Regions from separate parts of the Mus musculus genome. Here region 1 is linked to region 2. A link is a loop called in an ENCODE intact Hi-C map of the cell type or tissue named here. Cell type or tissue: left cerebral cortex. All regions are shown on one strand.

Region 1 (8,000 bases), 390 kb before region 2:
GACAGCCTTTTAGCCGATGGGATCCTAGCTTTCCCCTCTGAAGTGCGCACATCAACATGTTCTTTCCAAACTCCCCCATTAAGAAAGGTGAATGAGGGATGATGAGGAGCTAGGAACATTTTGCCAATGACAATCATCCACCTGACGTGAAACTCAAGTGTCTCCAGACTGAACTGTCTTTTCTAGCACGTGCAGACTGTAGACTTCAAAGAAAAAAAATTGTTGCTTTAAAAATTATATCTATGTGTGTGTGTACCTCTGTGTGCCTCTCTGTGTATGTGAGTGCACACATGTACATATGCCCACATACTACAATGTCGAAATGGAAACCAGAGACCAGCGTTCAGGAGTCAGTTATTCCTCCCAGAGGGTTCAGGGGCTCACACTCAGAGAGCTGGGTTGGTAGCAAGCCTCTTTACCTGCTGAGCCATCTGGTTCCCCCTGTGGTTTTTAAAAATATTTTAAAAACATATTTCAAATTTTTCATTGACAATTTCACATGTGTATAATGCATTTTAATCAAATTCTCTATTCCCTTCTCATATCTCTCTGTCACTGCTGTTGGGACACTTTCTCCTTCCCAACAAAATTCTCTCTCTCTGTCTGTCTGTCTGTCTGTCTGTCTGTCTCTGTGTGTGTGTGTGTGTGTACATGTGTGCAAGAGAGAGACAGGAGACACACACACACACACACACACACAGAGAGAGAGAGAGAGAGAGAGAGAGAGAGAGAGAGACCCTTTTACTTTAATTAGGGTGGTCATTATGAGCACAAGTAAGAACACAATGATTCTTCCATTACCTGCCAGTGGCTCATCAATGAGGGGTAGGGCCTCAGGAGTCCCTTCCACTTCCATGACAGATTGTTGATAGTCCGAGTCCCATGCAAGTCCTGTGCAGGTAACCGCTACTGCTGTGACCTCCTAAGTGTGGTGGTTATGTCATATTCAGAAGACAGCATTTCATAGCAACCCAACCCTTCACTCTTACATTCCTTCTGCTCCATCCTTTTCAATGTTCCCTAGCTTTGGAGAGGGGTGGGGGGCTGATACAAATGTCCCATTAAATATTACTTTATAGGGAAAATTTATGTGTAACAGGCCTAGAATTAGCTGTTTTTCTTTGCTTGCAGATTAAACTTGTTCACATTCAACAAACTCAGCTTTTCTTCCTCTGAACGTAGAGATCTGGAAACATAATATTCACACAGGTGAGACTTTCCTCTCAACCATTCTTTGTTCTTTCAATCTATGACTCCAACCATCAATTCTGTAACAAAATACTGTCAAGGTGGTCACTATTATGTAATGAAGGGGTTGGTATAGCTGACAGTTTGAAGGGCGAAGGTTCAATTTCTAATGTATGTTAGCTTTGAAGAGAGGTAAATTGTTGTATTCCAAGGCTTGGCGCCCTTGCCTTTGTCCAGCTGCTGAACAAATGTGTATCCTTGGTCACCAATGGAACCAGACTAGAGGGTGTAGATAGCTGAATGTGAGCCATAATTACTACTGTGAAAACAACTGGAAGCACATGTCCTGCTGACAGGGGTGTGGGCGCAGCAGGCAGTCCATGCCCCGTGCTTATGCTCAGAGGTATGTTTTCAAGTTGTGCTTTGCAGGAGGTCCAAGCCACACACAGACTTTTAGACTCTTTGAATCCCAATATGTACGCAAGTAGAGAGTCCTCCATGTCCCAATTCTTCCTGGGGCAACTTCTTGCAGAGGGTTGGCCTTAGACCAGAAGCCCTTGCCCTTAGACAGACTGGAAGCCCTTGCCTCTGTGATGTGGCCCTTCTTGTGCTACTTTCTCTCAAGAGCATCCATGTCACTGTTTCTGAGATATTACCCTATGATGAATTTTCATTAGGTTGTGAACTCTACCAGAGTCAGGTATTCATGTGTTAGTGTTAGATACATTGTTAGATTAATGGGAGAGACCAAGGGAATTCACCCTTGAGCTGAATTGATGGTCAGGTGTGTAAGTATAATGGGTTGGAGTGCTGATTTTACTAGGCGGTGCCCCCTAAACCATGTAACTATTCTCCTACTCACAACCTTCAAAACATTCTAGCACCTCTGAGACATTGACTACATTAATGTAATATCAGTACAGCAATAAGCAGAGAAGCTTAGATTACAGATTTCTTAGCACTCCAGTATAAAGAGTTCTAGTTCATCTACACCAGGACTTGCCCATACTAGTCTATGTTCTTGACTCTGTATTTACAGAGATCAGGACTTAGAATAGGGTGGAGTGTGGGGCTGACGGAATGGGAAAGTAACAAGGATGGATGTGGGGAGAGGATAACCAGAATGCATTGTATACATGTATAAAAATCATCAAATAAGCTTAATTGATAAAAACAACATAAAAGCAAAAATTTAAAAAAAAATCCAAACAAAAACATGACAAACTTGGCATTAGACATAAAATTTAAGGAGTAACAAACCCCTCACTAATCAAGATTAATATTTTGATGAATTTTCTAAAGGCTCAAAAATTATTGTAAACTTTTCATAATGAATCACATTTCAAAACTTTAAATAAAAAATTGGCTCACTTCTTTCTTTTTAGTCCTTGCTTTGTAAATGACACCACTGATGAGGAGTGTCAACTGTGACTTTCCTGGTTTTTATTTGTGGCATTTGTGTGTCTGTGTGTATATATCAGAGGGGTAGGAGGGTAGGATGCAATATAGGATTCTAGTACAATGAAAGGTAGCAAACACACACACACGCACGCGGGTGCACACACACACACACACACACAGACACACATAAATAAAACACAATCATGAAAGTAGGCAACATTGTCCAGTATTTTGGACTAATATTAGAAAAATTTCATAGAGAAAATGTTGCATATTCAATAAATGAATAACAAAAGATGGAGCAAAATACAATTTAATAATATTCAGCAATATGACTGCACTATTTATTTCTCAGTTGAGCATGCATGGATTCCTTTTATTAGCTTTCTCCTTTACTGTAATTGATTTTTAAAACGGCTTTTTCTTAAATTGCTCTGGATTTCCTTTAGGCAGCCCGGCCTGCTGCTGTATGCAAAGCTGCTTTCGGTGAGACCCAGTGTGTCTGAAGTCAACAAAGGCTCTCGGGTGCCTGTTCCCACTGGAAGAACGTTCTTAATTTACATAGGGGAACATGGAGCCAGAAAAAACAGGAAAACACAAACATGAAATCTGCAAGAGCCTTTTGGAAATGTGGCAGAGAGACAAGACTGAAGCATGACAGATGTCATGTGCATTTTGAATCTTTCTGCAAAGGAGCAGCAGCATCCTGGGTGTGTGTGTGTGTGGGGGGGGGGGGCGGGGGCGGGCGCATGCTTCCTCTTGGGGATTGTCTAGTTGCTAATCATAGACACCAAGGTGCTGCTGTAACGTGGGCTCTGGGCAAGTGTGAAGAAGAAAGCTTGTGCCATTGAAGGAAAACATTAGTGCCACAGGGTTCCAAACCAGAAAAGAAAATGCTGAAAGAACATCAAGAGAAGGAAGCCTCACGCAGCCTCCTCTATCCCACTCTGTGGAGGCACAGCTGTGGCACTGTCACAATATTCCCTATTCCCCAAGTGGTTTTTTTTTTTTTTTTTCCAATCTCTTTACCTGATGCCAATGGTCTACAATGGAAGGAACAAGAGGGTTGTTTGTGGGAACAACATCTCAGTCAGAATGTTGAGTCCTCTCTTGGCCTCCTTTTGTAGGATGTGGTATGACTGTTTTGCTTATACACGCAAATATCTCCCACACTTCAGTTCACATGTGTTCTGGAGGCTCATTCTGCAGGCATACTTTCCAGCTATGCTGACTGTGGAAAGACACCAAATCTTGGCCCACAACCTATGATAGCAGATACAACTAATCCACTACCAAAGACCAGGATTCTAGCTGTGGTCACCCGGCCGCAGAGCTATAGTTACAAGGGAGCAACCTTGTTTTCCAGACAAGTTGTCTCATGAATGGTTGGACATTAAACACACCCAAGCAACTTTAAGAAAATGTAAATGCCAAGGCTCTACTTCAGTCCAATTAAATGAAATATCCTAAGGATGGGAAGCATGCATCCAACATCTTTCAGATTTCCCCAGGTGACTATAATGTGTAGCCAGGGTTGAGAGGTTCTAACCCAGAGCTGGAACCATCGATAATTTTTTCTCTCCTTAGGGCAGATTCCCCACCCAGGCAGCTCGATGGTTTCCAGTAGGAGAAGCCACAGCTGCGTTTCAGTTTAATTCAGTTCAGAGACATGGATTTAATTCAATAAAGACTTATTCAACTACTTCTCGACACTTAATTTCTAATTGCATCTCTCATTAGACTGGTAAGGATGCTGTTTCCCAAACAGCAGAGTGAGGAGATTTTAATTCATCTCATGTTTTAAGAGGCCTATTAAAAATTATAGTTGTTTGACAGAGATTGCAAGTTGTTAAAAAAATTCTTTTTCAACGTGGGATCCACATATCATCCGTTCTCTCATCCCCAAATCTCTGAGCAGATATGTAAAGCCACCATCTTTCGATTTATTTAGTTAATCTGTGCCTGCCATTAACTATCAATGATCAGGAACAATGAAGACAAAGGCCTTCTGAATAGTCTGTGGACTAACAGGGGGACATGTTATTTGAGTCAGGAATTAAAGTACTATGAAATGAAAGAGTGGAAGAAATGGGGAGAAAATGTTTCAGATGTGTGCCTGGCCAGACAAGGCAAGCTAACAGAGCTCTGAGGGACAGAAAAGGAGTGTTTCTCCAGAGATGTTTTCAGGAACTCAAAATACGGGTGCAGTTTTCAGAGGGGAGAACTAAAGGCTACACAGCAAGCACAAGAGCCCGGGAAGTTGCCCAGGGCCTAAGTGCTCTATCTGCTAGACCAGAGTTTCTACTTCATTGTTGCCCAGTGGCTGTGTTTCAAAACTGTAACATTGTAGCTGCCCCTGGATTGCCATGATTGAGAGGATACTGGGTCTGGAAGGGGTAAGGTAAACTGTTTGGAAAATGCTGGAGAAACCTTGAAGGAGGAACTAAGCAAAGATGTTCTTGAGTTGGCTTGACCTGAGATGGCATGCGCTAGATTAGAATTTGGATGAGCTATTCAACTTTACCTTTCTTGAGTGGAAAACAAAGATATTTAAGCTTACCTTCTAAGATACCTCTCCTAGGGGTGACTGCATTAGGTATCAGGTTAACATTCATAGCTGACTGGGCTGATGAGGAGGTTCAATGGGTGAAGGCATCTGCCACCAAGCCTGATGACCTGAGTTCAATCCCTGATCCCACACAGTAGAACAAGAGAACTGACTCTTGCAAGTTGTCTTCTGACTTCCACATGTATGTTGTGGCACACGCACACACACACACACACACACACACACACACACACACACACACACACAAATGTAAATCACTACCACTGGCAAATGCAGAAACTTTCAACAAGACATAATTCTCTTAGTTGAGACATAGAGTTTTCGTTAAATTTTTTTGGTATTTATTTGTGATTCACTCTACATTTGTCCTTCTCGGGTCCATTCTGAGAAGTCCACCATATACAGGTGTATAGAAGGAGAGTGTGATTTTGAACACAATATAGGATGAATTTTAGGGAGCAGTAAAACAAATCACAACACAGTTCTAGCAAGTCCTCTGATAGGCTTCTCAAGACTCTTTTATCCACAGGCCCTCTCCATCATGATTTTACTTCCAAATTAACCAAAATTAAAGCTTTCAAAAAACCAACCCAACCCAACCCAACCCAACTCAACCCAACCCAACCCAAAACAAGCCAAAGCAAAACACAACCAGGCTTGGTACATTCATCAATTCTCTCTAATTAATAAATACGGTGAAGAGGATAAAATGGAAGAAGTTGCTGGAGACCCAAAATACCTTATAGCAGATGGAAAGCATTCAAGTGCTGAGTTTAATGTAAGAAATTGTAGGAAAAGAAGTCATGAGTTTGTGAGAGAAAAAGGGGGTAGGGCATATATGGGAGAGATTGGAAGGAGGACAGGGAAAGTTGGAAATGATGTAATTATATCCTCAAAAGATAAAAACTACTTTAAAAAGAGAAATAATACAGAACTATTTAAGAGCAGTGGCAGCAAATAGTGGCACCTATTTTGGAGCCTAGGTCTTATGTAGGGAAATTCAGAATTGTGGCTTAAATTCAGCCTAAGTAGGGGAATTCAGAATTGTGGCCGAGGCTACAAACTTTTAAGATTTGTGGTCATATACAACCTACGAAATAACTGATATCTCTTAAAAACCTGTTTCTCAATATTCTTCAGCATAGTCTCACCTCTGCTTTAATCTATTGTTTTGATTTTTCTTCATTTGTATTTCTTCCCCCATGTCTTCCTGAGGACATTTGTGGCACAGTCCCAATCTTGGCTCACTGAGAGTTCATCTGCTTCTGATGGCTGCTCTTTCTCCACCTAAAGTCACAATCTGTTCTTGGAGGACATTCTCGTTTGTACAATGACTGACTGTGATGTGGAAAGGGACAATTGTAAAATCCGTTGGAGGAATGAGCAGCTGGCATGGAAAGAGTTCACTAAGGCAAGATCCTATTTCTATACATGTGTCCTTAATAATAACAACGAATGGGTAGGGGGTAAAATATGTGGGAAGGGGGCAGAGTTGTTTCGGAATAGCTAGTCTGAGGGAGTACATATGATGTCAGCAATTAATTCAGGCCCTACATTCTGTTTTCCTATAAAAATCCTATTTTAGTTGTGGTATCTTTGACGCATCTGCTGGCATAAGCAGGATATATGCCACAAATAAAAATTCAAAAATATCTCTTTCTTGTAGAACTTGGAAGCAGAAATTCTGAAATGGGAAGAAACCTACTGAGCATTCAAAAGGATTCCAGGCCCTTTCTCATACAGACAGCACCACGGTGCTACATTCAGGCACATCTGAGGTGCAAGCCCCTGGGGTGTTGGGTAATGAAAAGGAAGATAGTGGTAGCTGGAGTCCAAGCAGGCTCCACCACTGAAAACCCTGAATTGATGTACCTGGAAGAGATATTGATGCCAAAAAGAAAAGAGAAGTGTGTTTGCTCCTCCAAAACAGAAACTCAGAGCCTTTGTTTTCTGCTAAAGAAGGCTGGAAGCTTGCTGGGTGCTGGGTAAATTATTTTAATATCTTTTCCTGGAAGTGGCATGAATAGGCTGTACTGCCACCAGTGTGGTGACTGTTTCACACCATCATACCATCAACTGATGGGCTGGCAAGCTATGTTTGTACAAGTGTACTCTGTGATAGATGGTCCCACAAAACGAAACTCCTGGCATGAGGGAAGCCTTAGCTTAGTCTGTAGAACACTTGATTAATGGGCACAGAGCCCTGAATTCAGCTTCCCACTGTTGCATAAACTTGATGTGGTGGCATATACTTATAATCTCAGCACAGGGCACATGGACACAGGAGGACCTAATGTTTAAATTCATCCTCATCTATGAATATAGTTTCAGGCTATCATGGAATACAGGAGATTTTTCTCTCAATAAACTAGCAAGCAAGCAATCTAATCAACTAACTAATCAACTAACTAACCAACCAACCAACCAAACAACCAACCAACCAACCAACCAACCAACCAACCAACCTCCAAAGTCTCCTAATGATTCCTTTCTCAGAACATATTCTTGTTAAGTGATGCAGGACTATAACTGAAACCCAGGTGGTCTCTTTTCAGAACAACTTTAGATCTAGATGGACAGATTACATTGACTGAGGTGGACTTTAGTGTTGACTTCCTTGTCCCACTACATCCTATTACAGTCAAGGACAGAATTCTGAGCTTTCAAGTGCTGCATCCATTGATTTATCGCCCAGCATTGTCTTCACACATGATTCCAAGAACATCCTAAAACTTAGGGGGTGAGCCCAGAGGCAGATAGATGCAAAGAGGAAGTGTGCTATCTATCTGATGACTGTGGAAAACCTGACGAGGCACATAAATTGCTGGGAAGGGCAAGGGGC
Region 2 (8,000 bases):
TGCATATTCACAACGTTTAGCACAGTGTGTGCCATTAGATGGGAAACAAATGTTCTTCAAAAAGAAAAAAAAATAAATGAATTCATGATCTGGAAAATGTTTGCTCCCCTGAAGAGAAAAGAGAATATACTTGGGAATAATAAAATGCCTTGCTGTCCTCAGGCATTCCATGTGACTAAGAAGATAGTAGGGACCGAAAAGCTATTAGAAATTCTGTCTTGATCTCACACAGCAATGAAACAACTACACCATATTGTCCTTATCCAATTCTGAGTTCCAGCTCTATCCCTGAATGTATTCCTTTAATCTTGTAGGTGCAAACGTCAATTCAGCCCAGAAGGTAAACCATTCCCTTCTTCTGCATGTGTGGCTTTGTCATCTGAAACTGTTGTTCTTTCCCTTTAAAACTTCAATATGTACTTCCTTAAAGTTAAAAATCAACAGAAAAGACTTTTATAATTAGGAAAAAGTCTACTAGGAGAAATATATTAATGTGTAATTGTCTACTAGAAAAAGATGGCGTGTCTTTGGAGGTAATATGCTAGAGATATTTCCTAATTTAATTTGGGTAACTGTCAGATAAGCTTCATATTTCTGCAGTTTTTGAGACAATCTAGAAGCCAATGTTGCAAACAGAGAAGTTGGCTAATTTCAGAGATTACACCTTGCACATAGTTTCTTTCTCCTCTCTCTCTCTCTCTCTCTCTCTCTCTCTCTCTCTCTCTCTCTCTCTCTCTCTGTGTGTGTGTGTGTGTGTGTATACAGATATATTCCAGGCTACCTGACTCAAGAATGTTTCAGGATTCATCCATCTCTGCCTCCCAAGACTGCTGGATCACACATGTGTCACTATCCAGCTTTGTGGGTTCTGAGGACCTGTGTTCATGCCATCACCCACTGAGCCATGGCTCCCTTTAATGAGATCATTTTTCGACCTGACACAGCCAAAGGAAACTAGAAGATGAAGCTGAAATTGGCCAAATAGAAACATAAATAGAGTAGAGTATGAGGAATGGAAAAGCCTACAATATCAGATTACAATCATTTTCAGTATTCTAATATATGTGTAATTTTGATTTCACAATGATAAGAGATAGAATAAAAATAAATATATAAAAATAGTAGCAGAGAACTTTTAAAAAATCATGGTAATGCTATATGTAAAATAGCAAAATAATAAAAATTTGATAACTTGAAGACATGTACTTTATGCCCTAGGAAAGCCACTAAAATATTTAAAAGATATTTAAATAACAATTAATATGAAAAAGCATAGTACTGTGGGTAACATTCAACAGACACAACACAAAATAAATAACAAATTAAAAATGTGGGAAGGAAAGAACCACACGAAACAAACTCCGGAGTATACTTACACAAAATAAATAGACTTCAGGGTTCAGCTGTCTTTTGTCCACAAGACAAAGATAAAACAGCAAAGTTTTAAATGTCTCATAGAAAGTTCTGAGAAAAAGCTCTGTTTGACCAAAAGAAAGCCCTTGATCCTGTCTAATGTGGAGGAATGAAGTACTTGGGAGAAGAGACATCATTACAAAGGAGAATATCACATAATGAAAGTACCAGTTCCCCAACAATATGTCACGATAGCCAATGTACACTGATGGGTGAACCACATGACCTCAAAATGCACAGACTGAGAAGTCACAAAACTCAGATGGGGTATTGCAAACAAAAGTAGTCGGAGATGTCCGTCCTACTTTTAGTAACTAATAGAATTAGTAGCAAAACAATCGAACAAACAAAAAAGGCCCCCCCAAATCAGAGGAGACAGAATGAACAATGTCAGGACTAAAAGAAGATACAAGACAAAATTGTTATAGACAACTGAAGAACAGTAAAAAATGACTCTAATCGAACGGTATACTGGCAGTGGACTTGATCATAATAATAAATGCTGGCAAGAACAAAGAGCAGTCGTAAGGTCATATGTTATCTTACTGGTGGAATATAAAAATGATACAGATGCTGCAAAAAATTATCTGTTAGTTTCTTAAAACATTAAATTAAATGTTCTTATAAAATATTCTAAGCATTGTTCCTCTGGGCGTATAGTCCTGGGAAATGAAAGTTTTACTCATGCAAAAACTTTTATGTGTATACACATACAGGTTCTACTTACAGTGTTTTAATTATATATAAGAAGCAATGCAAGTGTCATGAAATTGTTAATGAGGGGGAACTGTGTGGTTCATTTGTAAAATGGAGCAGTATTCAACAAGGGAAAGAAACAGGTTGCTTACTGGGGCATATGGGAACAGAATGAACTCTAAATGTTTACTGCTAGATGAAAGAAGACAGATATGGAAGGCTACTAAAGGTGAGGTTGTATTCATATGATATGTGACAACTCTTAACACTATAGAGAATCATAAACCAAACCTGTGCTGATGAAACTATACATTTATGTCTGTGGTGTTCACAACTGTTTGGAGTAGAACTCTCCAAGTGGAGATGTAGCTCTAAACACTTTTCAGAAGTGTGTGTTTTTCTGTTGGACAAACATATGTAAACCTTCATATCAAGAAGATGGACATGTTGTAGATGAGAAAGGTGTGCAGGTCACACATTTCAAGGAGTAGGGAATAGTAAATGCTTAAAGGAGCCCCATGGTTCTGGGTTGGAGTTGTGGAATTGTTTGAGTAGACTGAAGTTAGTAACAAGTGGGGCCTTAGCTCTATCCACAAAGAAGAATAAGAAGAATTGGCAATAGCCAGAAGCAGTAAGGTATACCTAATGTCCAAGTCATGGTTTGTCAATATCAGTCTCTTATAAAGAAAAATGTGTTATTTGGAGAACTGGTTGATTCTAAGATTTGGAATAATCTTGGAGCATCTTAGGATACCAAGCACCAGAGGTGGAATAGAAAGAAGGAAACAAGAGAAGAATGAACATAGGAGGGAGAGGGGATGATGAAAAAAGGGAGGAGGCATGGAGGGAGGAGGGCAAGACACTTTCATGTGATGCAGAATTTCTGGATTAGACTGTAGAAAAGAACAGGAATATTCATGGAAAGCTGTTAAAGTTCAAATAAATTATGAAAGGTATGTGGAAAATTTCTGTACTGACAAGCTTCTTTAGGTCTAAAATTATCTCATTATCTTCAAAAGCAGTTAGCATTCACATTAAAAAAGAAAGATTAGCATACAACTTATAAACCCCAGAACGGATTCTTCCAGACTGCCAGTCAGTTAAGGAAGGTTTGGGGGTATAGTTTAATCTAAAAGTGCCAAAGAAATTATTGGGCAATGAACTGCATAAGTTGTTGAGAGCATTGTTGTCCCTGAAGAACCTGAAAGACAGGGTATAAGTCAACAACTGCCTTGAAGGACAGAGGCTTGATTTTTTTTTTTAAGGAAGCCTGGGAGTTCTCTCTGAGCATTTAGCCACATGGAAGATTCCAGAAATAACTTCACACTGTGATTTAGCCTGTGCATTTGTATGTAGGTTAATGGAAGTCTCCACCGTTCAACTGCAATGTCTTATAGTCAAACGTAAAATTTGGAAACATTAAAAGGAAGCACACATCAGGAAATCTTGGTTATGAATTGAATATACACAAGGTTTTATATTTTCCCCCTTATTCATTACAGTCCATTTTAAGCTCAAGTGGTTTCCCATCTGGACTAAGAAATTGCACTGCTGAAATGTTAATGCTTTTTTTTTCTTGCTATTGTTTTATTATAATTCATTTTGAAGAGGTTTACAATCTAGCAGATTAGAAAGTCTACTGAATTGACAGAGCTCATGCGTTAAACAATTGATTCTTCTGAGGGGGTGGAAGCTACCAATGGAACAATCTGGATATCAGCAGGTTTTTTCCCTCATGTGACAAAATCCGTAAGTCTTTGATTGTTTTTCCTAGCCTGATTTTATTTTTTAGATTTTTTTCCCCTCAGTTTGATTCATAAAAAAAAAAAAAAAAGCTGCACCAGGAAACAATCTAACTTTGCAGCAGAACCTTGACCCAGGAGTTGAGGGGGTATTCCATTTCTGATTCAGAGAGTAATTCCATAGACTGCTCTCTTCATTTTCCATTTCACTTCTAGTCTCTTTTTCTCTGTTAATTTTCTTCTTGGAAGCTTTGCAGCTGAAACACAGGTGGGCGGGTGTGGAGGTTGTGGTTTCCTTTTCAGGGTTCCGTCTACATTGCTTTAAATCTCCTCTGATTTGAGCAGCCTGTCTGATCCTTTTAGTATTTATGTTAAGGGTGGACACAAAGGACTATGGTAGCCCAGAGAAGCAGATTGTTAAAAGTAGGTCTCATTGTCTGCAGAACTGTGAAAATGATAAATGACTAAGAATAAATACTTTATGTTGTTCGAACTACTGCGCTCTTATTATTTTAAATGATAATACAGCTAGCCTGTGATTGAGTGAGCTTTTTTATTTTTTCACTCAGAGAATTAGTCAAGATCTAGTTACATAACCAAGGCAAGAGAGGGAAAGGCCGATTGAGGAAGAGCAGAAAAGGAAGGGAAAAAAGTTGCTGGTTATTTTTCAATTGCTGTTGTTAATTCAATTGTAAAGTTTGAATTGAATAGGAAATATTCTCCTAACAAATGCATAGTGATTGCTTCATGCAGGAGGATGAACTTTGCTATGGAGACAAATGAGTCAAAGTTCATTTTTAAAATTGTGCCTACGATAATTATAGTTCCTATCCTTAAGGACCACGGGTAAGATAGGGTTTTTTAAAACCTTCCCCATTTTGTAATAGTTGACATTTCCCACAGGCTTCATCTTGATGAAGAATATAAAGCTTCCTCTGCCTTTATACCCTCCACCCAGTCTGGACCCCGATGTTCGCTCCATCAGCAGTCTGTGCCACACAGCCTTTGCTAAGAAGGTTTATACGGATTTCATAGGATTTTCAGCAAATGAAGCTGGTACTTTTCTCTACTACATGGATCATTCTTTTCTTCTCTTTCATGCTTTTGTAGTATGGTGTGCAAGGCACATGTTCAGATAGTAGTCTTCTGACTCTGCATTAAAACACATCTGTAGAAGTCAGTTGGAACCATAAAAAAAACACACTAATAGTAAGCCAGTAATGACCACAATAGTGACCGCTCTCCTGTCGGTACATCCATTCTGTACTCTCAATAGCTACTTCCTTGTCAAATCTTCTTTGTGACTGTTCAACATGCCCATTGTCATGGCCAGTTGAATTTAGGTCACTTGCAGGATCATGGGTAAAATTATACACATAATTTATTAGATGAATTAATATTAGCTAAATGAGAAAATACAGAAATTATTTTTAACACAGGATTATTCTAATCCTGGAGTATACTGAGCCCTCTCAACAATTTAATACAAAAAAGGCAGTCATATGCACAAAATATAAGGTGATTTTTGTTTAAGTGTATATTTTTAATATAGCCCCTTTCAATTCTGCACTCCATTTCCAGTCATTGTAAGCCTTTTTTATTTTGATATAAAAAGCACAAAGAAACAAGAAAGAAGAAAGAAAGAAAGAAAGAAAGAAAGAAAGAAAGAAAGAAAGAAAGAGGGAGGGAGGGAGGGAGGGAGGGAGGGAGGGAGGGAGGAAGGGTGGAAGGTAGGAAGGAAGGAGGGAAGGAAGGAAGGAAGGAAGGAAGGAAGGAAGGAAGGAAGGAATAGAAAAGAGAGCTATATAGGTTTTACATCTTTTAGGTGACATGTTCCATAAACCTTAAATCTGATGAAAATTTTTGTGAGTTTCTAGTATAGCTATTTATATCATTCTAATGAAACAAGACTGGAAGTTCAGAAGAGTAAAATCATATTGTATTAGTAAAAGTGTCACTTAGAAAATTTATGTTTAATATATAAATTCAACCAGATGCTTCAGACATCATGATTTAACATAATGACGGTAGGTTAGACAAGAACCACACCTACATAATTTCCCCAGATTTGTCTTTATTGGTTCCAATTTGATACTTTAAGGATTTATTAGACTTGTTTTAGACATAGTTATGTTTAATATAGATGAAAAAACTCCAGAGAAAGAGCAAGCAAAGCATCAATTTGTACATTCAAAATGTATGCTAACGATAGCTAGAATTATGATGTAATCACAAAAGTATGGTAAGAAAACAGAGAAGAGGAAAATAAAAGGCCTACTTCTCCTCTCTTATGTGTTGTGGTGGAGAACATTACAGTAAATACTTGAAACCTTACTAAGAATGAAAGGAACCCAGAAATGAAATTGAATACCCAGAGAGAAGGGCTGCTTACTTCAGGCTTCTCTTGTACTTGATTACTAAAGGAAACTTAATGGACATGGGCAGACAACTTTTTACCACACTGTATATGGATGTAGTTCTGAACATACAATATTTCATAACACGTTCAAGAGAAGAGCATCATCCAAAAGAGAGGAACTATTTTAGAAAGAACACTCTGGAAAGATAAGATTCACCTATAAAAGTTATCATTTTTAGATGTGTATGGAAGTACAGTTATAACATACAACACATTAAACATATTATAACATACAACAAATTAAAAATAATGCCTCTTTTTGAAATAGACTTTTAGCCAGATTGGTATGCATATGTGCACGTGTGTGAGTATGTATGTGTGTGTGTGTGCATGTATGTGCATGTGTGTGTGTGTGTGCATGTATGTGCATGTGTGTGTGTATGCATGTATGTGCATGTGTGTGTGTGGTGGTGGTGGTAGTCTTTTACTATATGGAAGAAGCTCATGCTGGCCAGCATGGGCAAAGAAAGAAGGTGACCCCTTCACTGTGAGTCTGTGGACACAGTCTAACTACATCTGCTCAGATACTGCCATTGCTTCCAACATTGATGTTCTCAAATGGGTAATGTGGATCTGAGCCAGAGGACGGCTGGCTCTTTTCAACATTGCTAGTTGCTAAGGAAAGAAAATGATTTTTTTAATATAAATTTTAAATATAAAATTTGAGGATCTTCCAACAAAATCCTACATCTGTGACTGAAAGAGGCACTCGTTTCACAAGAAGATAAATAAATGAAGGCTGTTGTAAACTAAGAAAAATAAGCATGGGGCCTCTGCTTAGGTGACACTTTCTCTGAATTTTGATTTGACTGTTTTGAGAGCACTTTGAGGTTCACAGAAAAACTGTGATGTCCCATGTACACCCCAAGTGTGTAGCCTTTGCCACTGCCTGCATCGCCACTGAAGGAGCACATTTCTTTTTTTTTTCCTGGTATACATATTTATTTGTTTTTTTTTCCATTTTTTATTAGGTATTTAGCTCATTTACATTTCCAATGCTATACCAAAAGTCCCCCATACCCACCCACCCCCACTCCCCTACCCACCCACTCCCCCTTTTTGGCCCTGGCGTTCCCCTGTACTGGGGCATATAAAGTTTGCGTGTCCAATGGGCCTCTCTTTCCAGTGATGGCCGACTAGGCCATCTTTTGATACATATGCAGCTAGAGTCAAGAGCTCCGGGGTACTGGTTAGTTCTTAATGTTGTTCCACCTATAGGGTTGCAGATCCCTTTAGCTGAAGGAGCACATTTCTAACAGTTGATGAATCTATCCTGACATGTAGCTGCCACTTCACCATGGTGTACATCACAGTCATCTTTCCTGGTGTGCATTTTGCAGACAGACTTTCTGTGATTAAACGAGCATGCCTTACAATTTTCTGCACAGCTTTCTGTAGCACTTTCCCAGAGTGCTTCTGAAGATTAAATGAACTAATGTTACATTTGCATAGTATTAAACACCTTGCTATTCCTAGTTAGACTTTTCTTTTTAAAATCTCATATAAGTTATCTTTATGCTATTAGTTTAAAAAACAAATACAAATCTTCACATTAGTATTTAATAATTTAATTACTTTCCTCTGAGGCTAATAAAAATCTAAGCTTCTAGTGTTTATCTCTCTTTCTCTCTATTTTGTTTTGCAAGCTAAAATGATAGATTAGCACTCAGTAATTCTTAGGGAAAAAATGAGCAGTTGGTGGTGTGGTCTTTCCAGACCACATGGCATGA

The links. Hi-C counts contacts between places; a loop is a spot of excess contacts. Peaks named below come from ENCODE experiments on the same cell type or tissue, not always from the same donor. Only the 100,000 strongest peaks of a DNase experiment are listed, where the experiment ranks them.
Region 1: it touches region 2 in a loop (4-fold over the local background); 2 of 42 quality-filtered maps call a loop at or near these places.

The regions. Positions count from the first base shown.
Region 1 is chr15:51,596,857-51,604,856 of GRCm38, reverse strand. It overlaps Gm34562 (a long non-coding RNA gene), which reads left to right. Exons shown (of 5, transcript XR_875334.1): 4 at 1,132-1,209; 5 at 3,039-3,286. Among named protein-coding and RNA genes, the nearest start is that of Gm34503, 9.0 kb to the right of the region's middle. In left cerebral cortex, no CTCF peak of the experiment used is centred here; DNase peaks (open chromatin) are centred at 3,364, 3,755, 6,528 and 6,767; H3K27ac peaks cover 569 bases.
Region 2 is chr15:51,202,394-51,210,393 of GRCm38, reverse strand. No RefSeq gene overlaps it. Among named protein-coding and RNA genes, the nearest start is that of Gm34446, 120 kb to the right of the region's middle. In left cerebral cortex, no CTCF peak of the experiment used is centred here; DNase peaks (open chromatin) are centred at 3,465, 4,155, 4,871, 6,839 and 1 more place; H3K27ac peaks cover 2,440 bases.